2 separate regions of the Homo sapiens genome follow, and region 1 is linked to region 2. Evidence: chromatin contacts called from ENCODE Hi-C or POLR2A ChIA-PET data. All regions are on one chromosome and are shown on one strand. The core of a region is the stretch at or near the end of the contact, and the rest is flanking DNA. Distances in the headings are between cores, read along the strand shown.

Region 1 (6,650 bases), core at 1,646-4,145, 380 kb before region 2:
TAAAATCCAGCCACTCTCCTCCTCCAAGATGCTCCAAAATGCTTCCAAACCTCTTTTGATGCCATGTGCTCCCTTGCCATAGTAAGCAAATCAATAATAAATAAATAAAATGGAAAAAACACCTGGTGATAATAAAGTTCTTTGTAGTCTCAAGTAAATCTCTGTTGTAGGGAAGGCAAAAATTTACCTCTGCACTCCTACAGTTTTTCAGTTGGGCCTGAGAATTAAATTGACTTAAGAAATATCAACAGGAGACAAGCACACAAATTTATTTAATATAAGTTTTATGTGACAGGGGAGCCCTCATAAGGAAATGAAGCCCCAGAGATGCAGTGAGAATTGAACACTTATATAGTGGATTGGAGAAAGTAGGAAATTATAAAAATGTAGCAAGGCAAAAAGAGGCCTGGGCTAGGGTAGTTAACTGGGAGAAGCAGCTAGGAAGATAAGGGTTGTGTAACAAAGTTTGTACAAATTTTTCTCAGCCACAGCTTTCTGTCCTTGATAAGACTGTTAAGTAGACTGTCCGTCAACTTTCTCATTTCACTTAAGGATTTCATCTCCTGCATCTAAGAAACGGCACGAAGGGCAGAATGGTCTTGTACCTGCTATTTTGCAAGTGCCGTTAACTCAAAAGTCAATATCAGAGTGGCGTATTTTGGAGTGGCCTATTTTTAACTCCTTCCCCAGGAATCCTCTGTGCTTCTAGCTCTTTTATTGCTTTTCATTTCCCTCCCCTGTGCAACCCCGTCTTCTCTTGTTGGTTTTCTGGGTTTTCTGGTTTCTAATCTAGTTAAGGAGAAAACTGGCAAGGATGACCCTTTGGAGAATTGCTTCTTGGCTGTGCCCGGGCTTGTCCAGTCAGCCTGTCTGCTCTTGGGTAGGTTAGACCTGTTTCCAAAGAGTCTGCAAGCCCTGACATTTCTCATGGTCATCTACAAGATCTGGACAGTCCACGAGAGAGCAGCTCCTTCAGATTGAAGCAGAGGGGGGACAGTTCGGCCCAGGACCAGAAGGAACAACACCTAGCGGAGTTCCTGTGGTTGCCAAGGCTCCTTTTTTTCTTCCTTCTCCTGCTCTCTGTGTCACTGCAGCATATTTGCAATATTTGTGCTGTGTCCTTTCTCTACACCCCCACATTCTACCTCAGTGGAACAAGGAGGAGCTCACTCTGCCCAGCCATCACCTTCTACCAGGTTCCTTCTTCCTTTAGCCTTTCCAGCAACCCTCCTGCCCTCTTCTGAGGTTGGCAAATTCAGAGAGACATAATGGCAGATGTGTCAGGAGAAAGAAATGGAATGATACACAAGGTAGACACTAATTAGGTTGCAGAGTTACAATGTGAAAAAAACATTAATGGAATGATTGTAGAGCTGAAAGATGGGATGCAGAACTGGAGAAGAGATCCTCAGAAAGGAAGAACATCATTTCAACTGATGTTGAACATTGAATTGAACATCATTCATTGAATTGAACATCCATTCAACATCATGGCAAGAAAATCCCTGAATGTAAAAAAAAAACATTTCCAAATGCTAGCTAGTGACCTGTCTTTTCTGGAAAATTTCTATAGAAAAGAAATTCAAATGTGACAAAATAACTGGGATTTCTTGAATTGTGTTATCAGTCACTTAGGACCTCACTGTTTATTTCTCTCTGCATTCCTCCAGGCAGTAGAGTTTCTAGTTGTATCTCTCCAGAATCTAACACAGTGCCTCCCTAGCACATGGTAGGCACACAGTAAATGTTTGTGGGATGGATGGGCAACCAGGATAGAAACTGGATATCTAAGAATATAAGGTTTATATAGGGGATATTCTTGAACGAGTGAAGGCAGGAATTCAAACAGGTGTTTGTACACCCTTGTTCATAGCAGAATTATTCGCAATAGCTGAAAGGGTGGAAGCAAAGCAAATATCTACTGACAGATGAATGGATGACCAAAATGTAATGTATACATACAATGGAATATTATTTAGTCTTAAAAAGGGAAGAAATTTTGACACACACTACAACATGGATGAACCTCGAAGACATGTTAAGTAAAATAGGCCAGTCAAATATTGGACAAATATTGTATGATTCCTATGATATAGAGGCCTAGAGTAAACAAATTTGTAGAAACAGAAAGTAGAATGGTGGTTGGCAGGGCCCAGAAGCAGGATATTGTGGGGTTAGTGTTTAATTTGTATAGAGTTTCAGTTGGAAAATGACCGTGTTCTGTGGATGGATTGTGGTGATGGTTGCACTACAATATGAATGTAATTAATGCCACTGAACTGTACACTTAAAATTGATTAAAGTGGTAAATGTTATGTATATTTCACCACCATAATAGAAAAAAAGAATATGTTCATCAACTAATTCATAAATAAGAAACAAGAAAAGTTATTTTTATAACAAAGAAGTGAACCAGGTAATACTTGGAAAGTATAGGTTATAGCAAGAAGACAGCAATGACACTAGACCTAAAAAATATTCAAAACTGTGCTACTAAAACTGTGTTGCCTGAATCCTAATATGGGGCAGAGACTTAGAGCTCTTTCATTCTGCCCTCTCCCCATTATCCCTATGATTCTTTTTTTAAAAAATCAATTTTTTATTTTGAAAAAATGTCAAACCTGAAGAAAAATTGTAAAAATAGTACAAGTGGGCCCTTGTCTGATTCTTCCTTCACCATGAGAAGCGTGGAGGCCTTTGATGTGGTTTCTGTACCAGTCTACCCCGCAGAAATCCGTGGCTGTTGCCTTTGGAGATGGTGTCTGGGTGCGGGAGTGCATGCAGCACGCTGAAGCTGAAGCCCAGTCCTTGTTTACAGAATGGCCACTGGTCAATGACACTGGGCTGCTTCAAATGCTTTTGATCCCTTACCATCATCCAGCCCTGTGCCAGGCTGGTTTTCCTGCCAAAATGTGCCCAGTGCATTAGCTCATTTAGTCATCGCAGTAACCGTTTGAGTCAGTGCCCTTGTTCCTCTTTCACAGATGAGGAGGCAGAAGGCTACTAGATTAATGACATTATTAGCAGCAGACTCAGGACTTCAGTTCAGAACCATTGGCTTTAAATTCTAAACCTGTATGATGTACACAGAAGTAAAGCAGGAAGGTAACATGGAGGGGGTCCAGTGTGGGGCAGAAAGAAGAGGAATGGGGTCAGGCAGCAAGGGGAGGGAAAAGGGGCACATTCAGGCGGTGGCTCAGAACTATTCAACATGGTACTTGTTGGGTTGATATCTACATGGTACTGATAGCTATTTGTTGAAAAGCTGGTTCCAAAGTCCCCTGTTACATAACAAGCTCTCAAGAAGACAGCCCACCTGCGAGGTGACCTTCAGGGATTATGTGACCTGTACCCTGCCTGTGACTAGAAACCATACACAGAGGAAGTTTGCCATCAGCTGAAGAGTGCTTAACTGAGGCGTGGCGAGCAGACTGCACAGTTCTTGCCAACATCAGAGTTAATTTGGTAAATCTTGGCATCTGCTTTCCTTCAGATATTTACCTAAAGCCTCCATCTGCCTCTAAATATAGATGGATGAGAAGTTCAGCATCATTTAAGACACATTATTTTGCACTTGGCTATATATAGGAATGTACTGTTGTATAAGTAGCCACTTTAATCTGGTTTAAATTTAATTTGGCTCCTGGACATGCGTATGTATATGTTGGTTAAGCATTTCCTTTTCCTACGGTCATCTTTCAAAGTGCACGTTGCTTAAACATATAAGGGCTTACTTTTCTCATGTAACAGGAATTCAAAGTGGGTGTTTGCTAGTGGTGGTTCAGTGGCTTGAGGATACGGGGGCTGAGGTCTCTGATATTCTCTTGGTCTGTTCCTCATGGTCTCAAGGTGGGTGCAACAATTCTAGCCATCATATTGGAGTTCCAGGCAGAAAAGTGGAAGAAGAAGAAAAGAAAGAACAAAATGGCGTACCTCCTACCTGAATCAGGCTCCTATAGGAAAACTTTCCCAAAATCCCACATTATATTTTATTCCTCTACAATAGAAGTTAGAGGAAAGTCTTTTCAAGAGACATGTTTCTACCACCAACAATATAGGGTTCTCTTAGTAAAGAAGAGAGGATGGATGTTGGAAGGCAACTGGCTCTCTACCAGAGCCATATGTAAAACCCTTACCTATGGATCTGTTTCTGGATTTTATCCCACAGATCTCTTTTTATGCTGGCACCAGACCATACTGTTTTAACATCATAATCTGTTGGAAAATCTGAAGAGTCTGGTTTTTGCTTTTGCTTTGTATACAGTTGACATATAAGTTGGCTTAGACACTTAGTAAACTAAACAATCTTTTTACTTTTTATTAACCTGAAATAAAACCTACGTATTGAGAAAGACCTGTTAACTTAATTAAAACTACGGCTAGAAGGGATCCTTGTAGGAGATGGCTGTTGGAGAGCTTTCTGGAATCATTTCTAGATTTGACTTTTGGTAGGTTGAAATCTCTGCTTTTGAAATTCCTATTGTGGCGGAATTTTCCCAAGCACTGCAGATTTTTATTTCTTCCATCCTTTTAACTTAATTTTTGAATTCCTGAGTCTTAATTTTATTGTGTCTAATATGCACACAAGATCTGAGAGCAATATGTACATTTTAAGCCAAGAAACACACAGATCTTAGCTAAATGGTGAAGTCATGCCAAGAGCTGCCAATCCTGTTTTTCAGTGGAAGTGCAGAAGCATGTTGAAGTCTCCAGCTGAGCTCCCCACCACATTGGAAGAACCCAGAAAACAAACAAGCAAGCTCTTCTCATGACTTAAAACTCAGGGTTTTCAGGGTGATGATTTTAAACTCAGGGTGTCTAATCCATTCATGAAGAGTGTGGTCTGGCCTCAAGCCATTTCTGACATCAATACCCTTGATTCATGTCTGTTTATCCCTGTGCTGCCTCTGCGATGGACATGGAGATTCTACTTTAAATGCACATTTAGAAATCAGTTACCCATACCTCTTCAGCTAGCCATGGAATCTTTGAGGAATTAATTTTGGCCAGTTGAAAAATATGGAGTTAGCCATATAATACCAAAATAAATGCTTCCAAAAATTTCTGAGGGGGAAAAAAAAGCATACCATGTAGATATTAGGTGGAGAAAGTTATTTTCTTTCTAGTGCAATAGATACACATTTTCAAAAATAGACATGTTTTTCAATTCAGTTTTTCTACTTTATAGAAAAAGAAGCCAAAATATTCTCAACCCATATTTTTAACTTAGAACATGAAACATAAAATGTAGTTTGGCTTTATGTTGTGTCAAGCTAAGTGAGAAGGGCAGAGAAGACGGGGATCCCAAGAAGGAATGAAACCTCTTTGATAAAGCTTGAGAGGCAAAGATGTAATGCATTCATTCACCCCTTTTTCATAATCCTTTATATCTAAAAAGAAGCAAACGTTTCATGTGAGCTTTTTCATCAAACTGAAATTTGAAGGCATAAGTATTTTTGAAATTCACCATCTTCTGATATTTTTTAGAATTTTCTTTAGAGAAAAACTGTTAATGTTTTACTCCCTTTTGAGGGTCACAATCTATTACAAAACAAAAACTTTTCATTCAGTTTCATTGTATGTGGCCCTTTACACTTCCTGCTAAAGACTTTAGCCATGTATCTTTGCCCAGCTAGATACACACACAGTCAGCTTTTGATATTTGCCCTGTGGACCAGATGAAATAAAGCCCAGAATCAAGTCTACTGTTTCCCAATTGGTGTGACCATGGGCTGAATTCTGCGCTTCTTTTTGTTGTTGTTGTTGTTGTTACATTGCTACAGCCCAGATTTCCAATGACCTTGAGAGGTCTATGCGTGGGTATGTACATCCTGATGTGGGTTACTCATTTCCCATGTAATCTTACAGGTCCTTTATTTCTGCCCAAATGTGAGAGGCTCCAGTAAAGTTTCTAGCTAGAAGAATTATAATCTATAGAGGTGGTTGATAGAATTATTTTCATGCTCAGTGTTTTCCTTTAGGTCTCTATTCTCCAAATCTTGCAGGTAAAGTAGTCCTTTATTCAGGGAAGATGATGACGTTCATAATTGCAGGCCTAGAGAGAAAGCTGTCAATTGTCATACATTCCACAGGAACATCAAACAGAGCTCCTTTAGTTGAGGGCATCTCAATTCACTGAGCTGAGCCAGTCTCACTGATGTGTGATCTGAATGACAGAGGACTGGCAAAGGCCCTGGGTGAGGGTGTGTTTGTGTATTCACATTGCTGCAGAATCTTCAGTACTGCTTTGTGGGTTCCGTGGTCCTTAGGGATGGCTTCACCAAACAGGGATGCAAGAACAAGTCATTGCATTTTTGCAATACCTGGAGAATTGCCCATAAAAGATAATGAACTTACAGGAAAAGCTTATAGCTTTTGCAACACATACTTACAGACCGCGTTTAGCCAATCATAACTGCATGAAACTGATTGCACGTGCTCTTGGCTGTCTTTTAAATAACTTTTTTGGTTATTAATCTTTTGAAAAATATCGAGCATACTGGGGAAAAAACTCTAAAGATTAACTACATTTCTTCCTGTCTCTCAAAATCCAAGACAGGTGTTTGTCTACATAATTCTGAAACTTTAGGGACAATTTATACTCCAGATATTAACAAAAAAGAATGCTGTCAAGTAGTGAAAAACCAATA
Region 2 (6,859 bases), core at 1,389-3,888:
GCTGGATATTGAAGAGCCAGGCTCTGTCACTTTATGGAGCAATAGGACAGGTTGTCTGTCCCCTGAGAACCATTTAGCCCTTCCCAGTCTTACTCCTTGTGGACAGTGGATGTTATATAACCTGTGTGGTAATTTATGTTAATATAATCTATTATAGACAGTGTGATGGGGTGATGGCGGCTAGTATTTGAGGACCCCTTAATCAGGAATCCACACTTAGGGATGATTAGTGACTCTGAAGTGCCCTAATCAAGAAGATGCACTCCAGAAGTACAGATTTGAATACTGTTGTTGAAATCTAACGACACGGGGTTAGGGAATGATTGGATCAGTTAGCGAAATGCAAGTTGAAATCTGTGGCTGACTACAAAGACTGTACCAGCCCTGCTGCCCTCATACAAGCAAACCCAGCAAGCCCAGCCCGAGCCTTTGCAGCAGCACTTGACTTCTGGACATTCACTTGACCCTGTCTTCTCCCACTTCCCTGTGGACTCTGTCTCCTGACTGAACTTGAAAACTGACTAATTCTGTGGTTAGAATATTTTGTTCCTCCTTGGAGTGAAGCTCTCAGGCAAAGAATTGTTGTAATGCCTGAAGAGACAGATGAGACCTTTCCCAAACTCACAAGAATGGACTGTATGGTAATTTTTTTTTTTGAGAGAGTTTTGCTCTTCTCATCCAGGCTGGAGTGCAATGGCGTGATTTCGGCTTACCACAACCTCTGCCTCCCGGGTTCAAGTGATTCTCCTGCCTCAGCCTCCTGAATAGCTGGGGTTACAGGCATGCACCACCATGCCTGGATAGTTTTTTTTTTGTAATTTTAGTAGAGCAGGGTTTCTCCATTTTGGTCAGGCTGGTCTCGAACTCCCGACCTCAGGTGATCTGCCTGCCTCGGCCTCCCAAAGTGCTGGGATTACAGACGTGAGCCACTGTGCCCGGCCAATAATTTTTAAATTAATACCTGCTTGTTAATAAATATTGGCAGAATGTGGTGTCAGATTCCCTTTCACTGTAATATACGCAACCTGGTAGCAAGGTTGTCAGGAAGAGGATCTATAGACCCTACTGTCTCTAATGCCAGAGGCTACCAGCATTTACAAAAATAGCAACATAGAAAAACTAAATTCCCCAACACTTGCTGCTAGACACATTGACTTAGATGAGTTTTCAGTGTGGCCTAAGAACACGTCTCCATTATGTTCTGAGAGCTTTTCCCTATATATATGTGTGTGTGTTCTCTCTCTCTATATGTGTGTGTGTGTTCACTCTTCTAGCTTCAGAAGAGTGAAGCTAGAAAAGGTTCTGCTCCCCTTTCTAGTCCCTATTTCTGCTCTGAGCAGGTTGATTGATAGAGGGAGAGAATTGACCATGGTGAGGTGCCTTCTAATTAGCGGCAATGACTGTGGCTGCCAAGGCCAGCTCTGCTAATGCCCCAAGGCTGCTGCTCTGCAGTGTGGGCAGGGCCTCTTAGGGCTGTGACTTTGGGGGCAGCAGGGAGTGGGGGAGTTGGGGAAGGGATGGGGAAGCGGCACCTGCCCCTGCTGAACTTGATCCTGTTGTCTTTATGAGAACAAGACTTCCAACTGATCCAGGTGAGAATTTTGCCAGCTTGCAGACAATGACAACCAGGCCTCCAATCAGAGCCAACCTGGGCCATTTTCAATGTCACTGCCAACTTGACCTACTATTATGAAAATTGCTCCAATTACGTGCATACACATTTGCATGTGAAATGACAACTAAGTGCTTGCCTAAGAGGCAATTTTTGTAAATGAAGCCTGGGGTTACTAAAATAGGGTGTTTTGTCCTTTGTTGGTATTATTTGTGACCCATTGAGATGACAGCCTTCCTCAAGCATTGCCTTGTGGCCTGTCATAAATTACTTGTCCCTCAAATGCTTTCTATGGTTTGCAGTCGAGCCCCTGGAAATAAATGGGCTTCAATCATCAGTTTCAACAATTCTCCTGTCTCCAAGTAATAAAACATCTGGAAAATTGGGCTAAATGGATAAAACAGTTCTCTGTAATAAGTATCTGGCATCTGTACAACTCTGTATAATGCATTTTTTTAATGACCAGATGTGGTACTTCTGTGTTATAAAGAACAGAGGCATGTTTATTCATGCTTTTTATTGCATTTAAAATGCAAGGTATATTTTCATAGCTCCCCAGAGAAATGCTCTTCCATTGACTGAGAATTGTTGATGTGTTGGTTTATAAACTTGAAAAGTAAGGGAACCACTCAGAAAATTGCAGATATAATTTAAACAGTCATTAAACTGGACACTCACAGGGAACTGGCTTAAAAAAAAAGAATTCGGTATATAAAATTTCCCTTCTCTCCTAGTGAATTTGTTCCACAGAGTCTTTGGTCTTGCAGTTGTTTATGTTCTTATCTGTCTTCTGTAATATTTATAGCTTTCTGAAGATATGATTTCATCAAACTTGCTATTCACTTCTTCCCAGTTTCTCATTAAGAAAGCTTAGCTGGTAACCCACCTGTGTAGTCTCTATTTTTATAGTCCTTTGTAGGTTTCCAAGAAGATGTTTTTAACATGTGTGTGTAGGAAAGCAGGGGCATGGGAGATGCCTAGAACACTGTCCACGGGGCTGCTATTGCACAACTCTCCTCCTCCTACACACACACACACACACACACAGAGAAAAGTGTGCGTGGGCATGAGGACATGTATAGATATCCATATGTATTTTTAGAAAGTTAGGAAAAGAAGTACAAAAAAGAAAATTTTAAAAATCCTATGGAATTCTATTCAGTTATAACCACTGTTTACTTATGTACTTTTCATTTTACAGAATTTTAGCCATGCTTCCTATATTGCTTTGTCACTTGCTTTTATCACTGCAAATACCAGAAAACTTTTTCCTTTTATAAAATATTCTCTTAAGTTATGAGTCTGGATGGATTAATTTTTATTGAACCACTTTCTTATTTGGGGACATTTTAAATTTTCAGACATTTTCACTACCATAGCCTGTGATAAATATCTTTATGTGAAAATCTTTTTGTAGACCTCTGATTCGTTCTTAAAAGTAGAATTACTGGATCAAAGGGCATGAGCTCTTATTTTTGAGTCTGTTTTAGTATGCACTGTCCCAAATGCGCTTCTCCAAGGGCGTAATGGGATATGTCGTGCCCTCCCACAACGAGAGTGTGAGCATCCTGTTTTCCTGCAGGTGCTAGGTCCTCTCATTAGGAACAGTTCCATAGTAAAGATATTCATCCTCTTCCTGCCCTATTAATTGCCATTGTCTCCTTAGCTTGATACTTGCCTCTTAACTTGGACGATGAGCTGGAAAATTTTATTTGTTTTGCCAGATTTTTTTCCCTCTCTCCCTCCTTCTGACACTCTTCAGAAGTCTTAAACTTCTCTCTGTAACCCTTTCCTTTATGGAGTCCTTTTCAGTTTTTAAGCTTTCCCAGCTTGAAATCAGATTATCGATTTCCACTTTTCTTAAATTTGTTTTTTTATAGTTCATTTTTATATTTAACATAAATCTATCCAGAACTGATTTTGGCATACTACATGAAATGGGAGAATGTAATTTATTCTTTTTTAAATGGTTAACAGCGCCATCTATTCAGTATTCTCTCTCTCTCTGTTTTTTTTTTTTTTTTTTTTTTTAGAGATAGAATCTTGCTCTATTGCCCAAGCTGGAGTGCAATGGCACGATCATAGCTACTTTGATCTTCATCTCCTGGGCTTGAGTGATCCTCCCACCTCAGACTGTGTACTGAATAGCTGGGACTACAGGGGTGCACCACCACACCTGGCTAGTTTTTAAATTTTTTTTTTTTTGAGATGGAGTTTCACTCTTGTTGCCCAGGCTGGAATGTAATGGCACAATCTTGGCTCACTGCAACCTCCACCTCCCAGGTACAAGCCATTCTCCTGTCTCAGCCTCCCAAGTAGCTCGGATTACAGGCATGCGCCACCACACCCAGCTAATTTTTTTTTATTTAGTAGAGACGGGGTTTCACCATGTTAGTCAGCCTGGTCACAAACTCCTGACCTCAGGTGATCCACCTGCCTCGGCCTCCCAAAGTGCTGGGATTAGAGGCGTGTGCCACCACGCCTGGCCTAAAGTTTTTTGTAGATACAGGATCCCACTATGTTGCCCAGGCTGGTCTTGAAATCCTGGGCTCAAGCAATCCTCCTGTCTCAGCCTCCCAAGATGTTGGGATTACAGGCATGAGCCCCCACGCCTGGCCCCAATATTCCATTTTTAAGTAATCCATCTTTTAAACGTTGAGAGTGTAGGTTATTTCTCTATCTGGGTCTTTCTTAAATGTATTTATTTTCACGGATAATTCACTAATTTCTTTCCCCTTGATCTATATGTAATGGATAGGATTGATCTATTTTTGCTGATTGCAAATCATAATTCTGCCTGACTTTGAAACCCTTGACTCCCAACAGTTCTGTTTAGAAACTAATTCTTTTCCATTTTGCTCCTAGCTTGCCCATTGTATTTCAACATGGTATGAATCTCCATTGTGCAAGCATCTAAAGTCTTAAGCCTAAGAGCAGTCAGGCAGCACGTGATTAGAAAGAGGTCATCTTTTGCCAGGCACGGTGGCTCATGCCTGTAATCCCAACACTTTGGGAGGCCGAGGCGGGTGGATCACCTGAGGTTAGGACATAGAGACCAGCCTGACCAACATGGCAAAACCCTGTCTCTACTAAAAATACAAAAATTAGCCAGGTGTGGTGGCGGGCGCCTGTACTCCCAGCTACTCAGGAAGCTGAGGCAGGAGAATCATTTGAGCTTGGGAGGTGGAGGTTGCAGTGAGTCGAGATCGCACCATTGCATTCCAGCCTGGGCAACAAGAGCGAAACTCCGCCACCGCACTCCACCCCCCCAAAAAAAAGGAAAAAGAAAGAAAGAGGTCATCTTTGTAATTAGACACTGACTTTAGGTCTGTAGCAGATGCCCATATGCGTTCTTGGGTCTTCGTTTACTGAGTTCTAAACTGACAGAGAAGCTATGACTTGGAAGTGTGTACTTTAAAAAGTACTTATTTTGTTAAATCTTGCAGATAGGTTTGAAGAATTAAAAAATCCGTATGATGGTGGTGGGGAGGGGAAATTACTTAGGTCAGCTTCAAAAAGCCTGAGTTGGATTCCTCACTTAGCCAGTTTAGTAATTGTTTAGCCTTGGGGAAATGGCTTAAATTCCTCCAGGTTTTGTTTCCTCAGCAGTAAAATGAGGTTTGTTTCTGCTCTAGGACCACATCCTTTACAAAAAACCAAATTATAGCTGGTTAATACATTTCTGGAAAGGTGTTCAAACTCAGAGATAAAACTGTGCATATTAATATAATAATAAAATATGATTTTTACCTATAAATAAGCAAATGTTTCTTAAAATGCTTACTCCATGCTGGTGACAGTGTGGTCAAAGGGATATTTTGAGAATGTAGATTGGTACAGTCATTTTGGGAAGCACTTTTGCAAACAGCACCTTAAAACATCTATTCCTTTTGGACCAGTAGCTCCATCTCCAGTAATTTATTCTAAAAAAATTCACCTGAGATATAGAAAAAGAGTTATACATAAAGATGTTGATCAGAGAATAATTGGTAGGAAGCAAACCTCAACAATAGGGAGAATGATTAGCTTATTACATTTTCTAGTAGCATAATTCATTTACATTTTTGCTTAAATGACACTCACAGAGTAACTCAAAACAAAATGGGCAAAGAAGCATTTCAATTATTAGAAATAATTATGGAAATTATACTGTGCAATCATGAAAAATGACAGTAAGAGTAGCTGAATATCCTGAGAAAATATTCATGTTATAATGTTAGGTGAAAAACTTCTGAAAATAAAATTGTCTAATGAGTATTACCATGTCTGTGCACAGCACAAAGACTGAAAAAAAAAAGCTTAAAATCATGGTGGTTTTCTCTGGGGTATGGAGGATTTCTTTTTTTCTTTCTGCTTCTCTACAATGAACACATTTATTTAATGCTCAGCTAAAAGTAAGCCTATTTTTTAAATGAATGTTTGTTCTTTGAACAAAAAACATTCTGGAAAGAGTATCTATTCCTCTCGTAATCGTAGGGTTGTCATAAAGATCAAATAAGGTTGTCATGAGGACAAACAGGTCATTTTGTGAACCAGGAAGCACTTGGTATTTGGCTATATGTGGCCAGGCTGCTCAAGACTCCTGCTTAATTCAAATCTTGGAGTAAATGTACTAGGAAAACTCATTTTATGAAGAAAACCTGCAGTATGGAAAATGAACTATCCACTTAAAAAGTTATTGATCTTTCAATTTGTTTTGTAGGTTTGGAATTTTACGTATTGGATTTCCTTTAAGTAGAACTCAGTTTCAAATATAAGTCATGCAGGCCAGATGTTCTGGCTTGTACCCTTAATCCCAGCCCTTTGGGAGACTGAGGTGGGAGGATCCCTTGAGGCCAGGAGTTTGAGATCAGTCTAGGCAACATTGGCAAGATGAAAGAGAGAGAGAGAGAGAGAGACACACACACACACACACACACACACACACACACACACACACACACACACAGAGAGAGAGAAAATGAATTCATGACTTCTTTGTTGTAACACCACTGTCTTCAATCAAAAGGTCCTAAAACAATAGAAAATATTATTTAAAAAAATATGAGTCATGCTGTTCAGGACTAAAGGAGTAAAGATTTCTGAAGATAGAGGAAGACATGGGTCCCCAGCTGGCTTGCCTCCTGTTTTTCCTGATTTTCCTTTTCATTTTTGTTGATTTCACCCCATTCTCGTTCTCAGTCAGAGGATAACTCTTGATTTCAAGGACTGTGGATTTCGATTTATGTTCAGCTTCTGGAAGGCTAG

The links. Hi-C counts contacts between places; a loop is a spot of excess contacts on that map. ChIA-PET counts read pairs that join two places held with the same protein, here RNA polymerase II (POLR2A). Pooled maps may share reads with other maps.
Region 1: a map of heart right ventricle shows a loop between it and region 2 (5-fold over the local background). The contact joins two enhancer-like sites. A Hi-C loop is called at or near these places in 5 of 168 maps with a recorded cell type or tissue (A673, IMR-90, chondrocyte and 2 more), 1 of 37 single-sample maps with no recorded cell type and 7 of 50 pooled maps. POLR2A ChIA-PET finds 5 or more read pairs at or near these places in 2 of 52 experiments (BJ and H1).

The regions. Positions count from the first base shown.
Region 1 is chr5:75,040,806-75,047,455 of GRCh38, reverse strand. All of the region lies in intron 3 of GCNT4 (glucosaminyl (N-acetyl) transferase 4), which reads left to right. Among named protein-coding and RNA genes, the nearest start is that of GCNT4, 8.4 kb to the left of the region's middle. Within about 2 kb of position 2,895, at least 2 of the 41 ENCODE cell types and tissues checked have a DNase peak (open chromatin) inside an H3K27ac peak, as active enhancers do.
Region 2 is chr5:74,661,215-74,668,073 of GRCh38, reverse strand. It overlaps a transcript of HEXB not described here. Among named protein-coding and RNA genes, the nearest start is that of HEXB, 21 kb to the left of the region's middle. Within about 2 kb of position 2,638, at least 2 of the 41 ENCODE cell types and tissues checked have a DNase peak (open chromatin) inside an H3K27ac peak, as active enhancers do.